2 separate regions of the Homo sapiens genome follow, and region 2 is linked to region 1. A link is a loop called in an ENCODE intact Hi-C map of the cell type or tissue named here. Cell type or tissue: lower leg skin. All regions are shown on one strand. Links, peaks and the distances in the headings refer to the core of each region. The heading gives the core; the rest is flanking DNA. Region 1 overlaps ROBO1 (roundabout guidance receptor 1). Region 2 overlaps ROBO1 (roundabout guidance receptor 1).

Evidence for each region. Peaks named below come from ENCODE experiments on the same cell type or tissue, not always from the same donor. Only the 100,000 strongest peaks of a DNase experiment are listed, where the experiment ranks them.
Region 2: a loop joins it to region 1, with 8 times the contacts of the local background. A loop is called at or near these places in 19 of 110 quality-filtered maps.

Annotation. Positions count from the first base shown.
Region 1 is chr3:79,077,144-79,087,675 of GRCh38, forward strand. All of the region lies in intron 3 of ROBO1 (roundabout guidance receptor 1), which reads right to left. Among named protein-coding and RNA genes, the nearest start is that of MIR3923, 430 kb to the right of the region's middle. In lower leg skin, for the core only: no CTCF peak of the experiment used is centred there; no DNase peak of the experiment used is centred there.
Region 2 is chr3:79,481,387-79,491,918 of GRCh38, forward strand. All of the region lies in intron 2 of ROBO1 (roundabout guidance receptor 1), which reads right to left. Among named protein-coding and RNA genes, the nearest start is that of MIR3923, 21 kb to the right of the region's middle. In lower leg skin, for the core only: no CTCF peak of the experiment used is centred there; no DNase peak of the experiment used is centred there.

The DNA of each region.
Region 1 (10,532 bases), core at 3,838-7,837:
TCATCTTATAACGGAACGTTTTTACTCTTTGAGCAACATCTCCCCATTTCTTCCACATTCCGTCTCCAGCCCCTGACAACCACTGTTCTACTTTCTACTTCTATGTATACAATATTTTTAGTGTTCTTCCTAAGACAGAATTCCTAGAACTATATGAGGATGGAAAAAAATTGTCAAAATAAAATTGAAAATGTGGAAGATTAATTATCCTATGATGCATATAGTTAAAACAATCTCACATGGACACAAACATATACATAAGAACACATACATGTATACATCTATATACACAGACATGTATGTAGATATACGGAATGATCTATGTGTGTATATATACATATCATTAGCAATAAATACAGTGTTTGCTATCAGAGAAATATAATTTTAGTAATTGAAATGCACATATTTTGTCACATTACTATTTTGTAAAGGAAATTTGAAATTCTTATATGCATTATTATATTGTCAGGCAAGAAATAATTCAGCTATGTTAACTGAGCAACCACCTTGAATGCAAATGTTTCTTAAATTTCAGGAGAAAAATATAATAAGTCATGTTTCATTTGATATTTCTAGTAGGCTTACAATTTAAAGGTTGAATTTGGAGAGTCCAAAAAGTCATAAAAAGAGAAGTTAAAAAGACATGCCAAATGCTGAAAGCCAAATCTTTTTTCCATAGTCCTAAAATTTTTGTTGTCTTGTGCTATTTACTTCTCTAAGTACTCACGTTTTAAGATTGCTTAAGAAGCAGGTGAGAAGAACTATATTCTTACAGTTTAGTGTATGACAAATAGTAAGTGTTCAGTGCTAGTTATTATGAGTGATGAACTTGCGTTGTAAATACTGGGTCATGGCATATAGGTTAGTCTGTGATTTCTGTGATTAATCTGTGGACTCAAAGAAGACTACTTATCTTTGTGATTCTAATATATATGTGACTGCTTTTTGAAACCACAAAGGAAAGAAGGAAAATAAAATGAAGAAAAAGTGAATTTTCTAATTTTCTGTCATAATCAGCTTGTATTATACACTTGTGATAGAGCAACATATTTTATCTAAACATATTAACTCTAAACATTAATTTCTCAACTTAAAATATTGATTCTGGATGCATGTGAATGGGATTAAATAATTGAGGGGCTACTAAACTGTTAAAAGAATTATTCTTGGATATAAGATAGGCCTGTTCAATATATGTAGGTTGTACCCTCTAGTGACTACCACATACTCTGTACTTTAAGTAGAGTTGAAATATAAGATGGGTATTTTTTTGGGGGTCAATCTGCACATTCTGGTGACTTCAGTGGTTGAGTATCAAAATATTCTTATTTCAGATGATTAAGAACAAAAGCTCCAGAATTGCATACTATTTTTACACTTTCCAACCAACAGAGGGTGATGGGATGTCCCATATATGCTAGATTTCCAAGCCATAATAGTTCTTGTAGTCAACAATTAAACAATCATTAGAAAACATGGATCACTCGAAAAGTAGGAGTGAAAATACTGTGGTAAAACGTCATCTCAAAGAAAAATAACAGCACACACTTTTAGAACATGTATGGAACAGTTTATAAAGCACTTTCCATATATCACTACATTTAAGCCTAAGAGCAAACCTGAGACAGTAGACAGAGGTGAAATCATTATCTTACCAAAGGGAACCAAATAATTAGTGAAGCTAGATTCAAGATCAATCATTTAAGACATAACTAAACCTATAATCCAGGTGTTTTGGTTTGTAGTTCACATTTTGCCCTCTCATATTGTCTTTCTTCTTACATGACTCTATTATATTGAATTCACACTATCATCAAAGTGCAGGCTCTTTAAGATAGAAATCATCTTAGAAATTATGGGTATAAATGTACATACATGCTCTGAATAAAATTGTGCACTCACATTATCATATAAGTTGGAGACTATGTACACACGAAACTAATATTTAGTAGAGAAATTGGAAAAATGACATTTGATCTGGAGATAATTAATACTTAACTCTTGTCAAATAACACCATATTGAAGCATGGAATAAAAGTATTTATTAGAAATATGTGAAGCTTATTCAGACTTTTAAAAAAATCACGTTTTCTTTAAAAGGCATCTATATATAACTCATGGTAATTCTCAGACCTAAATTCTAGAACTTAAAGTTCCAAAAATAAAATTAATTATCTGAATAGACTATGTAGACATAAAGTTATTGAATTTTAAATAGGAATAAGTTATTTCAGCAAGAATATTTTCTAAAGAAATGATAATTGCAAACTCTATCTCATAAGGCCATTATAAAACTTTTAATGAATGAATTAAAAACAGTTACGAGTGAAAAGAAGTGGGCCGAGAGACTGCTGTAATGTCAAAATTGAACAAGTACTGGTTCTGCTTTGTCTACAGTAGGGCAAATGGAGAACAAAATTCATCAATAATTTCCTGTAGGAATTGCATTATTTTGATAAAATGTGTTCAATATCCACTTCATTATTTTCTGATCTGGTATAAAATTAAACATCACCAGTGAAAGTAAACAAAAATTTAAATCAAACGACTAATGTTATACAGAAAGAAAACCCATAGTGCCTGCTCATCTCAATGTATCCACACCATAAGACAGGGTGAGAAAAAAAATAAAATAAAAAACATAATAATCTCAATGTAATTTTGTAAAGAAACTCACATTTATAGAAGCGATAGTCCATTTTTAAAAGTACCAGAGTATTTTGCTTAAAGAATGGTCAGAACTGTACATCAGAGTCTATATTTTAAATAAAAATGAACACTTGAAAAATGTCAGTGTCAAATGTTTTTTATTAAAAAACATTCAGAAACAAAGCTTCAGATGATGATAATTTTTAATGGCATATGTTCTTGTTTCAAAAGTTTATATATATTATTAAAAAGAACAAGAATATAAACAAGATGATAATGTTAGTGGTGTGTTCATAAAAGTGTTACAGGGTTGATACTAAGTACATGTTTAAAAATGAAAAATTAATTGCTAATTCTTGATATGCATTATACATATTATTTAAACCATCATATAAATCATTATTTTTAAGAAAAATTTCCAAAACCTCCTTTTCCTTTCTTAATATTAACTTTCAGTTACGTTGTTTTGGTACCGGTAGTTTATTAGTCATTTAGTAATTCACTACTCATAGTACTGAGAAATTGAGAGCTGTCTTCTCATTGTCCATGAAAATATGTGTTTCTAGCCACTCACATAATAAAGCATTTTACTACATGTTCATAATTTGTATCAAGTTTAAGTATACTAACATACACTATAAAGTCCCCAAAGATAAAATGACATTAGATTCTTTCAATTAAAAAAAACTAGACTATCTTTCAGTTTCTACTTTAGTTTCTCAATATTTAAAATCCTGCCTTAAATTATAGGGATATAAACTAAAGTTTAAGCATAAAAATGCATAAAAATGGACAAGATATATGAAAAACAGTATTTGCATAAAGCATTATTACTATTAATGCCTATTAAAACATGTTTGATCCTTCAATGAAATGAGTAAGTAATATGTAAATTTTAGGAAAGGTCATGGCCGCTCTAATTCATGCAGCCTTCATGTTTTCCAGGTGGTATATTAAAAAGGTTCAGATGAAACATTCTCTGACCAAAATAAGTCCAGTATCTCCCCAGTTGGATAGAGTAATTAAGAATCTCTGTTTATTTAAATATTCAACTTTTTCTTAACCTTTTCTAGACTATTGACCATGAACTGGCAGTTTATCTTGGGATATATTTTAGTTTACTACCTCCAAAGAAAAACCTTTCTGAATAGAGCCAAGCAAATCAGGGCCCAGAGTTGAGGGTGCGTATCTAAATTTTAGAATTGAAGAGTTATGCCTCACCTTACATGAAAATGCTGAAACCATAGAAGAAAATTTCCATAGAAGAAAATCGACTTATAGTGTGCCCAAACGCTTTGCCTGAAAACCCATTCTTTTTTTATAATTAAATAGCCATATACTACCCTGTAATAGAGCTTTTAAATGACACATTTTTTTCCGATAGGATTTTTTTTTTTGCTTTCCTTAAATTCTTGTGAAAAAGAAGCTTGCTATAGATATTGATGCAAACTTCTCCAGTCCTCCCCCTCCTGCTAAGATGCTGCCATTGCATTAATACGATAGGTCAATCATTTGATGGGCATCATGACTTTAAAAAAAATTCCCACACTCAGATGGCTGTCAGTGGTGGTGCCAGTGAACCGTTATGCAAAGCCCCCAAACACTTTGTAAACTCGAATCTTTGAGCACAATAGTAAAGTTCAGTTCTGGAAAAAGATAGTGTACTGAATACACAATACCGAGCTTTGTCTGTTCGGGGCTTCTGTTGAGGGAGAAGGTTACTTAATCTCCACATTTGCCCTGGGGATTCTAACAGTTTTAATGTGTCCTTTTTGAGATTCTGTGAACTGTAGAATATATGCTGGTAACAACTTTCTTTGGGGCTTTCCTCGGAAAAGCCCAAAGCTGCCAACACAAGAAAGCTGACATAGTGGTGCTAACAAACACAATAGAGACCTTTAGCTGTTTTTGCAAACTGCCTGGCTAAAGTTTCATGTCATGTCTTGATGAAGGATCTCATTCTTTGGCTCATTTCGTAGAATCTAGCTTTTGTGACAGTTTGGAAAGGATGGCTTCTTCATCAATTTGGGAAAGTATAGGAAAATTTGATGCAACGTCAAGAAAATTTATAATACTTAAAGGATTAAATGATATAATTAACAATAGTGACATTTAATGCTATATTACCATTTGCCTACATTGGTCTTTTAGCCAAGACTATTTTTAGAGTCTATTAATATCATTTTCTTAAATGGGATGTTTTGGTGAAATGGCAATATTATTTTTCTATTATCATTCACTATTAGAAATATACAAAAGAAAATATTACCTAGAAAGCTAACTTTAAAGTGTCCTTATAAATTCAAAGACTTTTAAGCAATTGTAATTATTACTTAACCATTTGGAAAATGATGTATTTCATTCAAATGTATACTTCTAAGATGCTAAAAAGAAATTCCATAGCTAGAAGAAATAACTGTTCTAACTGTATAAACAGCAATCCTATTCCTGGCTTGACTAAATTTACATGAGTCAATCCATCTATATACTGGAAATTTGCCATCCAGAAAAGTCATATATTGTCTATACTTATTATGCATTTATGATACTCATTAAAGGTTGAGCAAATCATATATATGTGTGTGTGCAAAGTAGAAATTTTAAGAGGGAAGTAAAGATGCATTTTTACAAGCATAACACCTAATAAATCTCATAATATTGGATGCATTATAAGTTCAATATATGATAATCACCACATAGATGAAAATGAATTTTCTTAAAATAAGAAAATAAATATTTACAAGAGTGTGGATTAATGAAGTGAGATAGAAGAGACCAAATGTAGAAATGTTCATAGTGGATAAGGGAAAATGCTCCAGAGCCTCAAGTGTGGTTCAAAATCCCAAATTCCAGTTCATACTGGGGAGAAATCCCAGTTAGTTGTCTCTATGCCTGCCCCACCCAGTGTCTTACTATGTTACCCTCAAATCTCTCCCCAACACCTTCTCACTCCCATGCCTCTTGGCTCACTGTGTACTCACTTGTATGGTATGGAGAGAGGCAGGTTGAACCTCACTTGTATGGTATGGAGAGAGGCAGGTTGATGGTGTGGAGAGAGGCAGGTTGATGGTGTGGAGGGAGGCAGGTTGAACTTATTTTTAGCTCCCTAGGAACGAAACTGTCCTTATCTCAGATAGTATATTGATCTGCTATCATGCAGTTGATTTCTAATGAGGCCTTTAGGAACGCCTTATACACAAATTGGGAAATGGCTCTAGTTTACTCTGAGTGACTAAAGAAATATTTATTTGTAAATTAGCAGGGTGTGGTGGTGCATGCCTGTAGTCCCAGCTAGTCGGGAGGCTGAGGTGAGAGAATCACTTGGGCCAAAGAGGTTGAAGCTGCAGGAGCTGAGACCATGCCGCTGCACTTCAACCTGAGCCACAGAGTGAGACTCTGTCTCAAACAAACAAACAAAAGTATATTTGCGAAGAGTTACCAGGAAAGAGTTGATAATGGACATGAAGAAAAAAACAAAAGGGTTTCAGATATCTAGCTCTTAGGCAGGAAATAAAAATGTTAGAGGGGAAAATATTAAATATTTTGATATTATTTTCAAATGTAGTGGTTTGTGAAGATATTTGAAAATAATTCATTGTTGTGCTATATATAGATACCTATTTGTCTATCTATCTGATGGTAAAATCCACATTTATCTATTTATAACCTATCATGTTTTCCTACTTGGGAATTGCAAATAAACTGGCTGGAAAGCAGTTTATGTTTGAAATAATAACAAACCAGGGCCAAACAGAAATAAACATTCAACCACAATATTTTTAGCAGTATGCTCAAAATTTTATTCTTAACTGAAATATTTGTCACTGGGAAATGGTAGGAAACTGTCGTCCTATCCAAGTTAACCTTAGCCCTTGAATTTCTTCTACGTTGGCCAATCAAGGGCAAAGTAATCTACTGTAAATGAAAAGAAGACTTCAACTGTGAACTGAAGTACTTTTTAATTGAGAAGTATTACCCTATTCTATGCTAAAAGACAATTCTCTCAGGGTTCTTATCTAGAGTGGCAGATATCTTCGGAGAAAATCTACTAAACAAAGATTTTCATGAAGGGAATTTCAATTATGGTTCTGAACCAAACTTCTTCCAGAAAAGTATTTTGTTGCCATAAGTCACTCCTTAGCTTATTCTAGTCTCAACATTAGTCTGTAGAATTACAGTGTTTTTCACCTTGAAAGCTTGAGATTTAAGCCACGATTAATTTTATTGTACTGCCTGACTCTGGAAGAAAAACAGAATGCCTTTAACATTTCTAGATTATAAAGTCATCTAGTTTATTGCCTGCAAGCATAGTTTAGACAGTTGCTAGATTTGAATTCTGACTTTATCAATTTAGTTTTTTTCTGTGTGTGGCAATAGGCAAGTCATTTAATCTTAAGTTTTCTCATCTGTTTAAAGAGGATAATAAAGGCCGGCGGTGGCTCACGCCTGTAATCCCAGCACTTCGGGAGGCTGAGGTGGGCGGATCACCTGAGGTCAGGAGTTCGAGATCAGCCTGACCAACATGGAGAAACCCCGTCTCTACTAAAAATACAAAATTAGCCGGGCTTGGTGGCACATGCCTGTAATCCCCGCTACTCAGGAGGCTGAGGCAGGAGAATAGCATGAACCCAGGAGGCAGAGGTTGCAGTGAGCCGAGATCGCCCATTGCACTCCAGCCTGGGCAACAAGAGCGAAACTCCATCTCAAAAAAAGAGAATAATAAAACAGATCGGATTGTTGTGAATGTAAACATTAGCTAAAATTTAGTGAGTGTTTTCTATTGCCAGGAATTTCCTCAAATGCTTTTTATATATTCTCACAACAAATGTATTTACATGCTCTATTATTATCGTTTAGCTATATTAAATAATTTGTCAAAATTCACATGATTATTAAATTGTGGAATTGAATCTTGGGTCCAAGAATTTGATTTCCAGAATCCACGCTCTTACCCACTACATCAGAGATTCTGCAGAAGAAAACATGTTCAGGTCCCAAGACAGTGTCCAGCACACAAGAGGATTCAGTAAAATTTAGTTATTGAGATTCTGATCAGAAAGGTGTAAAAAATCTGAAATCTTGCTGAGATGAGATAGAAAATTTATTTTCTAATAAGAGAAAAAAGTCAATGTTGAAAAATATAAAATTATAAATTAATTTAAACAATATAAAACTGTACATAGCATAAAAATATTGATTTATTTATAGCAAGCAATATTAGTTACTAACATTTTTATATCTCTACTTAGAAACATGATTTCAAGACATATATTTTTGCACAAAATGAAGAGACACTGTTTGAGAAATGTACCTTTGGAGAGTTTTTTAATAACATAGTACTAACAAAAGCATAAACACTAGTAATTTAATAAAACCTTCCAAAATTCAATATCCTATTAGTTGTATATTTGAACAAAGTGAGCCCTTAAATCACTGATATAATTTGAGGGCTTAGAATTAAACAATTTCTTTACTTATTTAATTTTAGTTATTCTGGACACTTCTGTTTAAGGCATTTGCCCTGATGTCATCATTGCAAGCTATCCTAATCCACAAAAATTTAGAAACACTAACATGTGTGATTGGAACATGTTGAGTCATGTTGATTTAATTTTTGTTATTTGGGCATAGTTAACTGTCAGTTTCCCTTGACTTCATGAAAGAGACCTGATTGAAGATGCAGTTTAAAGGGCGGATAGGCAAGGTTAGGCATGAGAAAACATTTTTCTTCTTTCTGGGCAAGTAGAATCAAAATGAGAGAACAGGGAGGAGCTCCTGATAAAGTGCTGCTGTACATAAGAGAGTGATGAGCTTGTGGGGCCTGTCACTGCCACAATTTTTGTGTCAATAGCACTAAAACAGTGGATAGCACCTTTTCCTTCATTCAGAGAATGATGGCAATTCTACTTTTGTGTCTAGGAAGTAGCAAAATATGATAGTTTTAATCAGATGGAAGAAGACAAGAGAAACTCTGCTTAGTCAAGTGCTAAGGAAGTGTGTTTAAAGATAAAAGTTTAGATCTCCTGTAGTCTAGCCTCAGGACGTAACTTCATTACTATAAATTTCAGCAAATTGATTAATTAATCTTAAGGGAATTAAGTATATATTCTCTATAAGCAAAGCCATGTCTATAATTTTAACCAATGTGATAAAGAAGAAAACCTTAATAACTTCTCTGTTTGTTAATGTATTATTATTACAAACAGCTGATAAGAGCCTATTAACGGCCAGCTAATGCGATAGACATTGAAAGTAAAAAGATCAATAGAATACCTCTGTAAACATTTAGTGGCTCACAATTAGGTAATTAACAAATGGAGTTTTTTTTTTTTTAGGTGTTATGTGGAATTTTATCTAGGTACAGAGGACAATAATATTGTATCCAAAGAAGTCCCTCAAAAGCTTCCGTGTAGTAAAGAATTAAAGGTAGTAATGCTAATGTGGGCAACCAGATGGGGAGGTGACCATACCACAGTTCTGCAAGATAAAGGTTTTATTCAGTTAAAAATCTCTTTCATGTAAAAAAAAAAGAAATGTTAAATATTTAAAAGCTCTTGTCTTTTTAAAAAGTTTAACACACTGGCATAATGAATGTACACGAGTGTACAATTATATTAAAACCAGCTGTTTGATGATTACTAGAGTATATATTTTGCATTTCTACTCCAGTACAATAAGTAGATTAAGCTGACCTTACACAAAAAGCTTGACAATTGGTACAAGACATATCACATTATCTATAAGAATACCTGAGAAAAGATAAGCTGCCCAGACAGCTGAAGAAAATGTGCTCCTTACACAGCTTTATGTGCAAACTACAGGGTCTCCACAAGAGGGCGATCATTAGGAAATGCAGCGATATTTTCCCGCATGTCAGTGAAAAACAGTATGCAGACACCTCAATTCTATAGAATCAGACTCCCCCGCTCCCCTGCCCTGCCCCGCTTACTAATATATATTCTACGGAAGAGACAATCTTTTATTTTTTTTACTAATATATCAAAACATATTTAAGGATGAATTATTATGCAATAATCAACAATGTTATGTAATTATGGATATTTATAAAACTCCTTTATGAGGTCTTAATTTTCTCTACCTTTTATAGGAGCATTTTGGGAAATGGTGTCCTAACATATTTTCTATAGGTTTGCAAGAATTTAAAGAGAAATGTGATGAATAGTTCACTAAATTAAGGAACATTTTGATATGTACCTTTAATAATTACTGCAGCTGCTAGTGATGTTATTAAAAATTATAAAAATAATCATATTTAATTAATATGCAATATTTTTATTGAAAAGTGTAGTTAGTAATTTTGAGTAACAGAAGACAGGATGCATATTAAAACATAGAGGGAATTCCAGGCATTTGTTTGCATCAGAACTTAGATACACAACTCTAGAAAAACTGAAAAATAAATTAAAAAACAGTCAAAGGATTTTCCTTAATTTTAAGCATAAGCCTTTCATTTTAGAAATTATAATGTCTTGATATAAACCTAAAGTGCATCGACTTAATATAAATAGCACTGTTTCTAGATTATTTCCCGTTCATTATTTCAAAATTGTTAAAATTTCTTAATGAAATAGAGGCAGGTTTCCAAACCTTTAATGATGTGATTAGTAAAAGATGATACTCCTAACCAATTTTTCTTTCTCTCAAATAAAGTGACATGAATTACTTCAGTATCCTTCTTTTCCAGCTTCTTTCTCTTCCTTCCTTCCTTCCTTTCCTTCCTTCCTTCTTTCCTTCCTTCTTCCTTCCTTCATTTCTTTGTTCCTTCCTTCTTTTCTTCCCCGCTTTCTCTCTCCATCCCTGCTTTCCTTATTTCTTCCTTCCCCCACCTTGTTTCTTTTCTCTAATTATCAAGTAGAAATGGA
Region 2 (10,532 bases), core at 4,263-8,262, 400 kb after region 1:
GTATAAGTGCACAATTTATCAATGACTTCATCTGTAGAGATGATTCTGTGAATAGCCTAGGAGCTCTTTTGTGACTATTATTTACATTACAAAACACTGGCCTGCTTCAAAGAGGTAGAATTAGTCTATTAATGCATTCCTTTCCCATGTCTATCAACCAGCTTGACCTGCTAATATGGGAATATGCCTTATAAACAAATGTTTCTCATACTTAATGGTCAAGTTTCTTGAACTGGCCACTCTGTGCTACTGGTATTTAAAATTTTCGAACCATTTTTAGTGCCAACATTGATCTTTATTGATCTCTAGTTGTCATTTTGTCCCCTGGCAATCTTATTCATTTTGCCACTTGGACCTTGCTTTTAATCTTAGAGAAGCTGAACATAGTTCAGAAGAAATTTTGGTATTATTTCTATCAAACTTAAAAGGAATGTGCTATATTGCCTTTTCTTTTATTAATATGAAAATATGGACACTTTGCTAAATAATAAAAATTATGTGAAACAAGAGATTTACAGAAATGGAAAATAAACTGATAGATTATGACTCTTAAGTGAATTTAACATAGAAAATGTATATCCTATGCTTTTTCCTACTATTGCCTTAAAAGTTTTCACATCTTTGTAATCTGTATTCCTATAAATTTCAATTTATAAATAGTTGGGAATTATTCATACATTCATTTATTCAAATATGTATTATATTTACGTCTCGTGTACTTTGTAAGGACACTGCCAAAAATATTGATTCCATCAGTATGATAAGCAAAACTATGTTTTGTGCATAATTTCATTACTTATTTTGGATAATACACAGATAGGCTCTACCTATGTGAAGATGTAGAAGATGCATTCCCTGTTACAAGAAACTTAATATTTGTTTGGGAATTGATATGGTTTGGCTGTGTCCCCACCCAGATTTTATCTTGAACTGTGGCTCCCATAATTCCTATGTCTTGTGGGAGGGATCTGGTGGGAGATAATTGAATAATTGGGGCAGTTTCCCCCATACTGTTCTCATGGTAGTGAATAAGTCTCACAAGATCTAATGGTTTTATAAGGGTAAACCCCTTACGCTTGGTTCTCATTCTCTCTTGCCTGCTGCCATCTAAGACATCATTTACTCTTCTGCCATGATTGTGAGGCCTCCCCAGACATGTGGAACTGTGAGTCAATTAAACCTCTTTCCTTTATAGATTACCCAGTCTCTGGTATGTCTTTGTTAGCAGCATAAAAACAACTAATACAGGAATGCATATAAATAATAATAAGGATCACTTATAAAGAATCTCACAGCTGCTAAGTAAGACAGTATAAAATAAGTGCAAAATAAATGGGTAAGCAAATGCTAAAAAACAGATCTTCTAAGGACCGTGATAACCATAGAGGGATGTAGAATTGGATTTGACCTTGAAACCTCAAAATAAAGATAGGATATAATATTTATGTCTATTTAGGAAATAGCGTTTGACCAGTGGAATAAATAGTTAATTTTATCCTCAAGTCCATTTTCCTCTTCTTCTATAATAATTGTTCTAGCTATGCCATCAGCTGCCCAGCTGGAGATCTGCAACATGGCCGAGTCAAACTCCTCAACAACAACAGGGTGTGTTGAAACGGCAAAAGGGAATTACATGGAGAACTCTTTTGGAATAGAGCGACTTCTCCACCCTGCTCTGTCCACTGACCACAGTTGTGTCATGTAAAATATATAAACTTCCACTTTGTTTGAACCAATATTTATTTTTTTATGTCATGGTATTATAATTTTTGCACTATCTAATGTAACTTCTAACACAGACAACAAAGACCCCATCCAGAGACATTGTGAAAAATGGCAGATGGCTGAAGTGGAACAAAAAATGAAAGATTGTTAATTCTGTCATGATACAGAGCAAGGTAAAGGGGAAAGTGAAAGGAAAGTGTTAGAGTGTACTAATTGTGGTCCCATTGAATGGGGCTCAAAGTGAGTTTTCAGTAAGCCTTGCTTTGGGAAAAGCTGAAGATTTTAGTTTTTGATAAATTGCCTCTGAATAAATGACTGCATTCGGATGAAAATGCAGTCATGTATCTCTGAATGCCAAGGATATATTCTGAGAGATGTGTCATTAGGCGATTAAGTCCTGGGAACATCACAAAGGGTACTTTCACAAACCTAGATGCTATAGCCTACTACATACTTGGGCTATAGGATGTAACCTATTGCTCCTAGGCTACAAACCTGTAAATCATGTTACTGTACTAAATGCTGTAAAGAATTGTAACAAAATGGTAAGTATTTGTGTAGGTAAACATAGAAAATGTGCAGGAAAATTGTGATATTATGAAGAATCTTATGGGACCACTGTCATGTATGTGGGTCTATCATTGATGGAAGCATTGCTAAGATGAGCATGACTGTGTCTAGCAGACAATCATGGATCTGGGACGGGGTTGGGGGTGGGGGAACCAAAAAGAAAGCCAGTAGAGAAATCTCTAATATGGGAGCAGTTCATGCAGAAGGAGAGTGCAGAACTGGGGAAGGAAAGCTTTCTCAGTGGGAGAGTTGAAAAGAAAAGCGTGGGTCTGACTGAGGATTGAGCCTTGAGGTACAAGGCATTTAAGCATCAGGAGACCTAACTGCTTTCAAGGACATAACCACAATAGAGAGGAACATTTAATATACCACTTGTTAGCCAAGGTCACTCTTCCCTCTAAGGATAGAAACAGCACTGACCTTGATCAGATGACCAAAATGTTTGCTTTGTCTTAGAGATCCCCCACGGGGATCAGTCAAGTTGCTAGTCTTTCTGAGCCTTAAAATTTTTGTCTGTAAAGTGGGGTGATACATGTTTAAAGTGATCCTGAGGTGCTAGACTGTACATTTCTCTGCTCTCTGCTTGATAAAAGGTCTAGTCAGTTTTCAAGAAAACTTTCAGATGTCAGCACTTCCGTGAAGCCAGAACCCTGCGGAAAAATTCATATCTTTTGATTTTGGTATACTTAAAGCTTAAGTGTTGTGGGAAAGATGCTATTTATTCTTGTAGATTTAAAGTCATTCTGTTACATACTCACTATAATAACAAAGCTTACTTATTAAATAAATACCACAAATAAGGATTTCAGGCATATATATATATGTGTGTGTGTGTATATATGGTGATAAAACGATTGAAATATTTTAATAATTGGCTGAGATTTAGAAATAAGGATTCTTTTACAATTTAGAAGCCATAATTTGGTATGTTGTCTGCTGCTAATTTGAAAAGCCATAATATGCACGTGATAGTTCTCTCCTGTGCTCTAATATACTTGAGGGCCAATGGATAAATATGGGTTAAGTATATTGTGATAAATCACATGGTTTATACACCACTATCATTGCACTATCTTTTTTTTTTTTTTTTTGAGACAGAGTCTCGCTCTGTCACCAGGCCAGAGTGCAGTGGCATGATCTCGGCTCACTGCAAGCTCTATCTCCCAGGTTCAAGCAATTCTCCTGCCCCAGCCTCCTGAGTAGCTGGGACTACAGGCGTGCACCACCATGCCTAGCTAATTTTTGTATTTTTAGTAGAGATGGGGTTTCACCATATTGTCCAGGATGATCTCGATCTCTTGACCTTGTGATCTGCCTGCCTTGGCCTCCCAAAGTGCTGGGATTACAGGCGTGAGCCACCATGCCCAGCCGACTATCTTTACTCTTAGAAAAGACTCTGAAATCTTTCAGGGAGGAGATTTTCCTATATTAATTGTACTAATCTTACTATAGTGTTGAGCTGTGTAGCTGCTATATAGTAGCCATCAATAAATATTTGTTGAATAAAAAGATGTTTGTATGCATGAGTGCTTTGGATAAAATAAGACATTTTATTAATTCTTTTGTTAGTATAGTTGCTATTAAAATGTACACGTTAATTCAAAACATTGAATTACTTAAAATCATGTATAATTCTATCTAGTATTTCTCTGATCAGTCTAAGTTGGTGATATTTATTATAACTTCAAATTGATAATCACAATCATATATATGAAAACGGAATAAGTAATGACATTATTACAAAAGATTAAAATAAAAACCATACATAGTTCCTACACTAAATGTTAACAAAGTATTTTCAAGTTTGAAAATGGCCTTTCCTAATACAAAATTTAGTGTTCACTTCTGTTCTTTTTAGAGGCAGTTTGAGGCTCATATCTGTCATTTTTTTGTTAACCCACAATCGTAATAGATACCATGAGTCAGATACTGTTCTCAGCGCTTTAAAATTATTAACTCATTTAATCCTTACAACAACTCCATCCCCATTTTGCAGATACAGAAAGTAAGGCACAGAGAGGTCTTGTGTTCTACTCAGGGGCCAACTGCCACCACATATTGTCAACCGCAGACACATGTTGGCACTTAACATGTCCCCAATTTAGTGCGTAGTCTTCTCTCTAACACCTTACTGTCCGATTCTTTATACTGTATTAAATAAAGTACCAATTTTACCTATCTTTGAAGACGGGAGTTTGGAAGTCATTTTCAGTCTGTTTCCCATGTCCCATATCCGAATGTTTTCCTGTCTTCAAAGGTTTTCCATTATTCTTTCCCACCTTGTTTTCACCACATTCACAGCCTTATGTATAGACTTTGGAACCACTTAACCTGAATTTCAATTCCAGTTCTGATGCTAATAATCACATGTCCTTGAAAACATGTTATTCTTTATTATTATCTCAATGGCTGTTTCTTCATCTATAAAACAAGGATAACCTTAAAGATTCAATAAAAGCTCTCAGAAGAGTGAGCAGCATAGTAAAGTCTCACAAAGTATTGTCTTTTTTTTAAGTTTATAATTACATTTTATTTTTTATTTTATATTGTATTATTTTTTATAGTTTGTAGTATATCCTCTTATATAAAAACAATTTTGATCTCCTTGTGGTGTATTAAACACATCTTCTTTAATGTACAAAGGTAAACATAAAGAGATTCCTTTATATATACCGATTTCTTTGCCCTGCAAGACCTTTCTTGGCCACCCCAGAGAGTGTTAAACTTTTATTCTCTACTTTCCCAGAATAAGTACCTCTATTTTAGTACATATCATGATCTATTGTAGTTACTTGCTTATTTTCTGACTGTGAACTACTTCCACCTCTCTATCCCCAAGAAAATGCCTACTTTTCTAATATAGCTTAATGGGGAAAAAGGTTACATGAACAAATTAACAGCAGAATATCTCTTTATTCTAAATAAATCAGTTCCACAATTAAGTGCTAATATTGGGTTGCCCAGCAAAATTTTTAGGTAGGGTTCGGGGCATACCTATATTCACAATAGTTTCAAATATGTATTTACCAGTGAAGGGCAGCAGAATATGCCACCCCAAAATATGCCATTTTGGCAAAAGAAGTATTTTGAGCTGAAGGCAAATAAAAAGAAGCAAATATCCAAAAATGCTCTCTGCCCTCTCCCTATCTGCCCAAAAGTAAGACAAAATTTACAGAGCTATCCCTCCTCCCCTCTCTACTAGGAAGGACAAAGGTTGATCAGCAAAGACAACTTTAGACCTTTATCATCCAGGAGACAGTACCTGAGGGATCGACATAACAAACTCTACTAACTGGCCTTTATCTGCCATTTGTTTCCCATATATTTGCCATCCCACAATGTCCCACCCCTAGAGACTCAAGGTCCTTTTCCTTTGTCTTGTCACTCCTCTAAAAGTGTATTGTTCTTTGTTGAAAATGATAAAGAGAGTTCCCAGGAACCTCCTGGAGAATTACTAATTCCCTGGATATTGCCTATGTAATATACATAAAATGTATAAGAAGTTAAAAAACTTCTGTTTGATTTCTCTGGTTTAATTTATTTATTTTTCGTTGTTATAGAGGTCCCACCTGAGAAATCAGATGGGGTAGAGTGAAAATTATTTTTTCTTTCCCTGTAAAGCATGTGCAACATTTTTGGTTGAATGGATATTATAGATAATGACCACAGTACTGTTTGCAATGGCTTTCTGTGTGTGTTTGTTTTGTTTTGTTTTAGTAGAGACGGTGTTTCACCATGTTGGTCAGGCTGGTCTTCAACTCCTGACCTCATGATTCACCTGCCTTGGACTCCCAAAATGCTGGGATTACAGGCAGGAACCACTGCGCCGAGCCAACTTTCTGTTTTATAAAGCCCCTTTATTCTATTTTATCTTACCCTTAAAGAGTATAGACCAGTGGTATAGCTAAGGTTTGAATTGACTCTTTAATTTTCATTCTCCTAACACTATGTTTAGGTTCTATGTTATTAAGACAGCTTTAACTCTTAGCTTTCACCTCAGCCTTTTCTTGTGTCACCTCTCCTACAGGCTTCTGAAGCTTTTCTAAGCCCATAAATAAATATGGGAACATACCATTACTCCACTAAATTAACTTATGAGGTCAAAAATTATTTTAACATATACAACTCATTTCTCAAGATTTAACAGTGGAGGACTTTTATTAATGTGAAATGATTATTTATATTTTTTCCCTAGATAGAAATAGAAAATGGGAACAATAACTCTCCAGGTGTTATAAAAGCAATACAATTTAAAATTGAAGAAAAATTATGAAGATATTAAAAAGTTAGCCAATGAAAACATGAGGCAATTGAGAGGTTAAAATGAGTCATCTAAGATGGATTATTATATTTTATTGAACTGAAAGATATATATTCAGACTCTGTTAGCTGTTCCTGAATTAAAAAAATAATGCTTTCTTTTTAACTGAAAGAAAAATGGAAATAAAAACTTGTCAAATAAACTTAAAGAAATCATGAGACTTATTCTGAATCTGAATGAAAATGACCAAAATGAATCTTTGAGAGGTAAAATTGTATAACTTTAAATATAATTTGCATGAAATAAATGAATTAATATCCAATATTCTCTGTCTCTTCCCCTCCGTTTGCCCAACAAATGGAGGGGGAATTTTTTTTCTTCAAAATATCATCAGATCATTTGAATACTTATAGAGCACTTTAATGGGTCATAACAAATTGGACTGCTTATTGCTCAGGCTAACTTTGGACCAAATTGTGCAAAAGAAAATGTGCATATGAAGATAGAGACTGAGAATGACATCAAGAATAAGTCTTCTTGTGGTGAATATTATTAAATGCCATATGTCATAATTTCCAGTGTGTGATAAAACAACTGTGACCAATAAAAAGAATAGAAATCATAAAAACCAAAGTACTCGTCTATGGTATGATTTTTAAAAATCTGAATTGCTGTCTCAGCATTATACCATACAATATTTTCAAACTCATTAGGAAAATTGACATCTTTTTCACTTATAAATACTCTCTGATATTAATATTCTTGGGTTGTGTTATGGTTATATGAGTCTAATGGACATACACTGCAAGTTAGGAAAAAAGCAAATACTAAAACCTGGCGCCATGTACTTTGGACAAAATGTATTTCTTAGTGTGGACCAATGTCTACATGTATGTGTAAAGTGACAAGGAATTAAGTTTTAATTTGTTGTGGGTCAACTTCTGCCCTTGGATGCTTTATTTATAACTTTTGATGAACTCAGTAAGATTTAGCCTTGAGTCTCCAAAGTCAGAACTGATTCTCCCCTCTCCTCCACAGTAGACAATAACAAAAAACAAATGACCAAACATTTCACTTAATATTCAATTTAGATGGGTCATTTAAAATGATTTTATGATATTATTAGTGAATAAAAAATTAAAATGGAAAATATACATATATAAGTACATATATATATATATATAAAACATGTGGTAAGAAGATAAACTGATTTTTCTCATAAGACTTCAGACTAATCAATTTAAGATAAAAAACTGGCAATTACAATTGTGGAATTCGAAACTATTTAGCTATTTCTTAACATGAATGTGAAGGTATGGCATAAACATTTGAAAAAATGGAATGGCATTAATGAAAAGTTCAAACACATGTCTAAAATTACAATTATTCATCATAAACAGTCACTTAATGTTAAGAAAATAGGTAATTATTGGCCAGGCGCAGTGGCTAACGCCTGTAATCTCAGCACTTTGGGAGGCCGAGGTGGGCGGATCACGAGGTCAAGAGATCGAGACCATCCTGGCCAACATGGTGAAACCCCGTCTCTAATAAAAATTACAAAAATTAGCTGGGTGAGGTGGTGCACACCTGTAGTCCCAGCTACTCGGGAGGCTGAGGCAGGAGAATCGCTTGAACCAGGGAGGCAGAGGTTGCAGTGAGCCGAGAACACGCCACTGCACTCCAGCCTGGGGAGAGTGAGACTTCATCTCAAAAAAAAAAAAAAAAAAGAAAGAAAGAAGTAACAATTTCTGTTTTAGAAAAAAAGGTAATTTTCTACTCTACAAACACCATACAGACAAACAAAATATGAAGAGGTTTCTTTAGGTTACTTGTAGGCTGTCTTTTTTTCCCTGATATTAGCAACATATTTTCCTCACCCACCATTTTCCCAAGTCAGCAATCCCAGTGTGTGCAGCTGCAATACAGTATTCATAAGTGTATTTTTACATATGAAGATTTCATATAATATGTATTTCAAAGGAACTATTCACACACTAATGAAGAATTTGGCATCTCTTCTGAGGATACATTTGTTGATCTTTGAAAGAGACTCCTTTAGGGACAAATCCAAATAACCATTTTTGCCTTGAAGCCGAGGACTTTGAATACTACTTAAAAATTGAGATGCATTGTTATTTGTTGTCATATAAATTCCTCGTCTCTGTACTAGCCTTGGAGTGGATGCTTTCCTATAATTTCCGTGGTTATATTATTCACTGCTTTTTTATCTCTTACTAGAAAAAAAAAGTTAAAAATTGTGTATGGTATATGTGGCTGTTCTTATTTTGACCTCTTCAAGGCACCCGTTGCCTGTCCTTGCCTTATACTCTGGGCTTCAGTCAAACCTTAGCCTTTGTCATCCCCATGGACTCAGCCCCTTTGTATGTGCTGTACTGGAAATCCACTCATTTCCTCTACCCTCCAGTAGGTGGATTCCCCTTCATCTTTGTATAAGAAACACTTTTTACCTCCTGGCCTTAAATCTTCTCTGAACTATTCCAGTTGTTTTGACCAGTCTCTGCCCAATAACATATATATTTAAAAAGGAACAGCCAGAAAACAGGCGCAGAAGAAGCCGAGAAGGAGGAAATGGGAAGGGCTAGAATAAAGGAGAATGAGCTAACTGGGTGAAGAGTTCGGCTTCTAGTTAAAAACCTAAGTGTGATTTTTCAAGTCTGACCATAGGCAATTTCGAAGTGTTGCTTGGCAGGCCTCCCAGGAGAAAGTTGCCTTCCCTGCAGCTGACTTGGTGCACAGCCAATGAATGCATTGCAGTCTCTGAAGGAAATGCGGTCAAGGACTCAAGCCCCTCTGATTGGCCTTGTGCTTATGCATATTTGCATTCCTAGCTGAGACTCTTTTATTCAGAGACCTCTTTATCTGGGGATTTTAGCTGAGACCTTCTTTAGGGAGGGTGACTCGAGGGGGACGCCTTGAAGACTTATTTTTCACTGTGACCTACTATTCAGTAATTTTAAACTCCCAGTCCTCTTCCCTCCCCCTTCCCTTCTCTCTCTCCCTGGATCCCAAGTACATAGAACTGCAGGAGCCTTTAAAAAAAGTGTCTCTATGGTAAATTTATTTATTTCCTATATTATTATTTTTAAACTGAAAGATAAAATTGTGTGTATTTATTGTGTTGTGCAGGAGCCTTTTGTTAAAGGGCTTCAACAGTGAAATAACTGCCTCCAAGTCTGGGCTAATCTACCTGGTCCTAGACAGAGCAGTGCCATTGCTTGGGGGGAAAAATGGAAGGAAAGGGGTGGACGGGGATCGGCTCTTTTTTTTTTTTTTTCCAGTTTTTAACTTCTTGCCTATACTACTAAAGTAAGTGATTAAATACTTGACTACAAACTTTCATTTTTGGCTTGCTGCTTTAATTGATTACTCCAGCATCTGGAAGCTGGGTTCTCTTGAGCTCAGCTGAGCTGCTGACAGTCGGGTTGTAAGAGTAGTCAGCTCCAGGGAGCTTCCCTACAACTTGCAGATGCTAACAAATGGGGGAGCAGAAATAGAACTGTCAGTGAAATACGACCCTGGCTCTAGCTGTCATGAATCACTGTTGTCAGGAACAGATTTGTTAAATTCATGAAATTCTAGAGTGTTCAGCATGTGCATAAAATCTTTGAGAGCAAAGTTGAGAGATGCCAAAAATTTGATTAAACTGCTTATTCTTTTTATCTTCTAGAGTGAAAGAATTCTGTAGCTGCATTTATTCGGGCCATCCTTAGAGTAGTACATTTTGAATTCTGATTGCATCTTTCTACCACAAGAGAAGTGAGGTAGGAAGACGGGAAGAATTCAATGGTTACATTTTCTTAGAAAATGATTTAATCTGACTTTTTTTTTTTTTTTAATTTTGTGGGCAAAATGAAATCTGAGTGGACCAATGACCTCACCATGTCCAGTGTTTGGTTGCTAGTTTGAGATTTGGAAATGGCTGTTCAGGTGAAGAGGTAAATGGATCCAAATGCCT